Linked DNA regions of Homo sapiens: region 2 is linked to region 1. Evidence: chromatin loops called from intact Hi-C (ENCODE). Cell type or tissue: CD4-positive, alpha-beta T cell. All regions are shown on one strand. Each heading gives the region's core, and the rest is flanking DNA. Links, peaks and the distances in the headings are about the cores only. Region 1 has its middle 61 kb from the start of KCTD7. Region 2 has its middle 46 kb from the start of LINC03011.

What was found. Hi-C counts contacts between places; a loop is a spot of excess contacts. Peaks named below come from ENCODE experiments on the same cell type or tissue, not always from the same donor. Only the 100,000 strongest peaks of a DNase experiment are listed, where the experiment ranks them.
Region 2: a loop joins it to region 1, with 5 times the contacts of the local background. A loop is called at or near these places in 3 of 110 quality-filtered maps.

What each region holds. Positions count from the first base shown.
Region 1 is chr7:66,566,256-66,569,172 of GRCh38, forward strand. It overlaps the pseudogene RABGEF1P1. Among named protein-coding and RNA genes, the nearest start is that of KCTD7, 61 kb to the right of the region's middle. In CD4-positive, alpha-beta T cell, for the core only: no CTCF peak of the experiment used is centred there; no DNase peak of the experiment used is centred there.
Region 2 is chr7:66,446,034-66,448,950 of GRCh38, forward strand. It overlaps the pseudogene RABGEF1P2. Among named protein-coding and RNA genes, the nearest start is that of LINC03011, 46 kb to the right of the region's middle. In CD4-positive, alpha-beta T cell, for the core only: no CTCF peak of the experiment used is centred there; no DNase peak of the experiment used is centred there.

The DNA.
Region 1 (2,917 bases), core at 109-2,608:
AACTCCTTTTCTATTCCTACTGCAGTTTATGCTCCAGTACAGTATTGCTCTCATAATGTAAAAGAACTCCCCTGCCACTCTCTCATCCTGCTTTCCATTCTTATAGGACTTACCACTATGTAACAGATCTCTTTATTGTCCATTTCCCCAACTAAAATGTTAGCTCCACGAGGGCACTGTTCACCACCATATCCTCATGCCTAGAACAGGGCCAGGGACATGGTTAGTGCTCAGTATGGGTTGACTGAATGAATGTGGACATTTATTACCATTCCTCCCTTTATAAGATGCTGAAGACAATTCTCCATAGATTTCTTTCTACCTATCTGTGAGCAGAGGCAATGACTGCCTTTGTTTTGCAACATCTTTTCAAGGATATCTGTATAACAAACAGCTTTGGGAGACAGAGTGCCTCCTTCAAGAGAAAATGGTAGACTGCTTACTGTCCAATAAGGATCCCTAAGTCCAAGGTTCTTCTCCTCTAATACAACTCACTGCATGCACAGGCTTTCCCTGGTCTTCTCTGCATTATCCCATAGGAACAGATACTCAGGGGATAAGCACAAATGCAAATGCACTGGCTACTGCTACTGCTGTAAGAAACTGGCCTTTGTGTCTGACCCAGGAGACTCGTGTCTTTGACCAGTATCTGTGAAACCGTGGGAGGTTAGGGTTAATTTGTTAGCCTGCAAATAAGGTAACTCTCAGGCCCCCCCTCAGTGTTTGCCAAAGGAGCAAAGTGAGAGCAGGTTTGTGTTGGTAAGTTCTTTTAGGCTCTACAAAACTCCAAAAGGTTTGTCATAGTTTTCCAAGAAAAAAGGATAGTAGAGCAGTGAAAGTAAACCCTTTTCCTCAAGTACTCTCTAATCATTGTATGGGATCATCTTTTCTATAACATCTGAGGTAAATCTGTCATTTTATTTTTCTAAAATAAATTTTTTACTTTGTGATTACAACATTGAAAGTTGGGTGTCTTTCTTTGACTATTATGCTGAGAGGCACTCCGTACACTTTCTTAACGGTCTGGCTGAGATCTTTGTTTTCACCTCCAGTTTTGAAAACCTTTGACTATTTTCCTTAACTATGTTTTCTGTGTATTTCATCTGGAACTCCTGTCATTTCAATGTGAATCACCACAATCGATTTTCTGGGTTCATTAAGTTTTGTCTGTACTGATGTTAACTGCTTCATCTATTTAGGTTTTAGTTTTGATGTCCTTTTTTTTTTTTTTTTTTTTTACCAATTTGTGCTGCCTTAAGTAGTTTTTTAAAGGAAAATAAACATATGAGGGCTTTAATCCTCTTGAAAAATGAAACGCTAACATTTCAAGTGTGCCAGGCATGCAGTCCTCATATTCTGAGAAAGTCCATCTCACCAGGGAATATATCTTGAGGTCATCAGTACCTAGCAGAACACAGATTTAAACATTTCCATATTTAGATGAAGAAAACAGGGCAAAACTAACTAATTTTCTCAAATTAAATTACTGGCAAAATAAAGGTGGTGGGAACCGTTAAGGTACATATGCTCATTTTGCATCTCCGAAAACAAACCAACCAAAAACCAGAAATCCGTCATTTTCAGCAGCTAGACAGTGTCTAAGGAACGCACATGTTCTTCACAAAGAGACAATTTGCTTTAAAAAAAAAAAACCCTTTAAAAATATAAATGACAATTAATTCTACTAGCTAGTTACGATCATAGAAGTTACTGAAGTCAACACTTGGTTGTTTTTCTCTAAGTTTTCTAAAAATCAACCTCTGTGAAGAAGAAGGAAATATGGAAAAGGACAACCTCACCCACATTACAGTTTATAGTTCTGGCTAAGGCTCAAATGGCAAGTGCTTGCTCTTCAACTTAAAGTCACCTTGTGTTTGTTTTTTTTGTTTTGTTTTTGTTTTGTTTTGTCTTAATCAAGGTCTCACTCTGTCACCCAGGCTGGAGTACGGTGGCCAGATCACAGCTCACTTCTGCCTCAACTGCTCAGGCTGAAATGATCCTCCAACCTCAGCCTCCAGAGTAGATGGGGCTACAGGCACTAGCCTAGTTAATTTTTTTTTTTTTTTTTAAGAGATGGGGTTTCAAAAAAAAAAAAAAAAAAAAAGAGATGGGGTCTCACTATGTTGCCTGGGCTGGTCTTCAACTCTTGGGATCAAGCAATCCTCCTGCCTCATTTCAGTCTCCAAAATGCTGGGATTACAAGCATGAGCCAGTGGACTCAGCTACACCTTATGTTTTTAATACAGAAACAAAGCTTGTGTTTCAGGTACAGCAAGTAGACCATGATTGTCAAGCCTTCCATTGCCCAGTATCTCTCTCTCTCTTTTTTTTTTTTTTTTTTTTTTTTTTTTTTGAGAAGGAGTCTCACACTCCTCTGGCCAGGTGGGAGTACACTGGTACAATCTCGGCTCGCTTCAACACTGCCTTCCAGGTTCAAGCAATACTCCTGCCTCAGCCTCCCGAGTAGCTGGGATTACAGGAACAGGCCACCATGCCTGGCCAATTTTTGTATTTTCAGTAGAGACAGGTTTTGCTATGTTGGCCAAGCTGGTCTTGAACTCCTGGCCTCAAGTGATCTGCCCGTCTCGGCCTCTGAAAGTGTTGGGATTACAGGCGTGAGCCACTGCACCTGGCCTGTCTCCATGCTTCTTCCACAGCCTGCAGAACGGTGAGCCAAATGAACCTGTTTCCTTTACAAGTGACCCAGCCTCAGGTATTCTTTTGTAGCAATGCAAAGGGATTAAGCCATTGTTTTATGTACCTTACAGGATAGTTACCAAATTCAGGAAAATTTACATTGATACGATACTTTTACTAAATTGAAAATCCATATTCCAATTTTCTCAATTGTTCACAATGCTCCCAGCCTTTGTTTCTCTCGCATGACATTTCTGAAGAACACAGGCCAGGTATCTTG
Region 2 (2,917 bases), core at 128-2,627, 120 kb before region 1:
TACTAACATGACTATAACCTCTCATTTGTGTATTTCTCTATTTTTTTTTATTTTTTTTTTATTTTTGAGATGGAGTCTTGCTCGTTGCCCCGGCTGGAGTGCAATGGCATGATCTCGGCTCAGCACAACCTCCGCCTCCCGGATTGAAACGAGTCTCCTGCCTCAGACTCCCAGTAGCTGGGATTGCAGGCATCTGCCACCACGCCTGGCTAATTTTGTATTTTTTTAGTAAAGACGGGTTTCTCCACGTTGGTCAGGCTGGTCTCGAACTCCCAAGCAAAGGTGATCCACCCACCTCGGCCTCCCAAAGTACTGGGATTACAGGCGTGAGCCCCCGTGCCAGCTGTATTTCTCTATTTTACTAGTTAAATTAACACACGGATTATTATTTTGTTCAGTTATACTTCATTTATTGTCCTTATTTATTGATTTCTTCACTTTATTTTTTTTTTAAGACGGAGTCTCGCTTGTTGCCCAGGCTGGAGTGCAGTGGCACGATCTCAGCTCACTGCAATCTCCACCTCCTGGGTTCAAGCCATTCTCCTGACTCTGCCTCCCAAGTAGCTGGGATTACAGGCACACACCTCCACACCTGACTAATTTGGTATTTTTAGTAGAGATGGGGTTGTGCCAAAAAAAAAAAAAAAAAGACAGAGATGCGGTTGCACCATGTTGGCCAGGCTGGTCTCGAACTCCCGACCTTAGGTGATCTGCCTAACTTGGCCTCCCAAAGTGCTGGGATGACAGGTGTGAGCCACCGTGCCCGGCCTTATTGTCCTTGTTTATTTTGACACTCAAATTATCCCAGACTTGGCCAGTGGAAACCCCTCCAAGCTGGCTTCTAGATCTTCTGAAATGTAACCAAAATATTGAAGGGGCCTTTTTTTCCCTGCCCCAGCCCCAGAATCAGTCATTTCTCTAAGAAGCCCTGGCTCACTTTAATGAATAATACTATTTAGAATCTAAGGTCTGGGTGGTATTGGTATTTTAACTCTAAAAAAGAAAAGATACGCTTTGGAGGATCACTGTCTTTAGATCTGTTTGTGAAAGAGGTACACAAGATTCTACTTGGGATGACAAGATTATAGGAGTTCTGAAAGAAAAGGGCACTTTGGAATGTATAAGCAAGTGATCTCAGCTTGGCCAACCACTATGACTTCCTCTATACAGCTCACTCACCATGACTGTGGAGACTAAAACACTTTAACTGAGTCTTTACAGTCAAGACATTCCATTTACTTTCTCTGAAAGTGAATCCAACTCTAAAAAAATGTGAAAATATTCTTCAAATTCCTTAGAAGGTTATTTGTATTTTGTCTGCTACCAAGCTGCTGTGTATGGCGAAAAGCTTTCCTTTATGTTACTAACAGAAACAAGCAAAATACCAAGAGCAAGGGCATCACGGACTAAAGAAGATCAAGAATACAAAATCCAAAAAGTCTGTTTCTAGTCTAGACCCAATACATTAAAACTGCACTTAGGCTAACCTTATCCAAACACGATGGCCAAACAAGTAATCAGTGTGAAATGCAAAATTTACCTGGCTAACTTATATTAAGTGATCTGTGAAACAAAGACATAATGGAATCTTCTCTTCTAACATAAATTTTCAAATACTTTAAGATCTTTATCCCCAAAGCTTTCTACTGACAAAAAGCAACTAAAGAACAAAAAATAGAAAGTACAAATCTACCATTCAAAAAGATGCGGGGTGGGGAGAAACAAGAACAAAGGTAAAAACCATTCTGCATACACATTTTTAAAATAAAAGTCACTTGGATTGTTTCTTTTTTTAACTAATTAATTTTTTCAAAGATGGTGTCTCACTCTGCTGCCTAGGCTGGAATACAGTGGCACAATCACAGCTCACTGCAGCCACTAACTCCTGGGCTCATGTAATCCTCCTACCTTAGTCTTCCAAGTAGCTGGGATTATAGGTAGGTACAAGCCACTGCACCCAACTCGAGAATGGTTTCTTTTTAAAGTACAGACTCTGCACTAAATTGTAAATCTTCTTTCCATAGTATCATGCACACTGTACAGAGGCTTTTGGGACACAGGTTTTTAAAACCACCAAGGAGAGTCAGCGAATATAAATGACAATTATGTACTTAAGTAACAGAAACTTGATTATATATATATATTTACTATTTATTATATACATTAAATAACCTGGGTTTCTGAAGTATACACATTGAATAAAGGAATATAATGGAAAAATATTGACCCAGGAGTTAGGAAACCTGAGTTCTCATGCACAAACTCATCGTTCAACCTTGGGTAAATTAGTTAACCTTTATGGACTTTCATATTGTCATCTGCAAAATGAGGCTATTAGAGCTGATAATTCGATGATTTTTTTTACTATTTCATCTGTTATCATACTTACCATTTCACTACATATCATCAAGAAACAGACTTTAAGCTAAATAGGAATGAAGGAACTTAATAATAAATGGCCTTGAGCTCCCTGCAAGATTATTCTATCAGAAGAATAACTTGCATTTTAAAAAAGCTAACACTTACTGGAGATCTACTGTGTGTGTCGGGCACTGTGCTAAGCTCTTTACATATGTCAACTAACTGAATCCTCATCAAATGTCTCTGATAGGTATTACTGTCCCTCAGTGTGGACAAGACTTGGTTAGTCCGCCCAGGGTCACAAAGCTGGTAAATGACAAAGCTAGGACTCAAATCAAGAGTGACTCCAAAGTCACCTTACTAACCACCTGAAAATTTCACCTCCTAATAAATAAATCATAAGCTGAATACATTCTTATTTAATCTCTGGCAGGTGCTAATTTTTTTCCCCTTTTTAGTAGAGACAAAATAGCTAAAACTGGCAGCCAACCAAGAAACAACTTCAAATTAATCATGTAATCATGCCACTGTGCCCAGGGAATTTTTGTATTTTTTG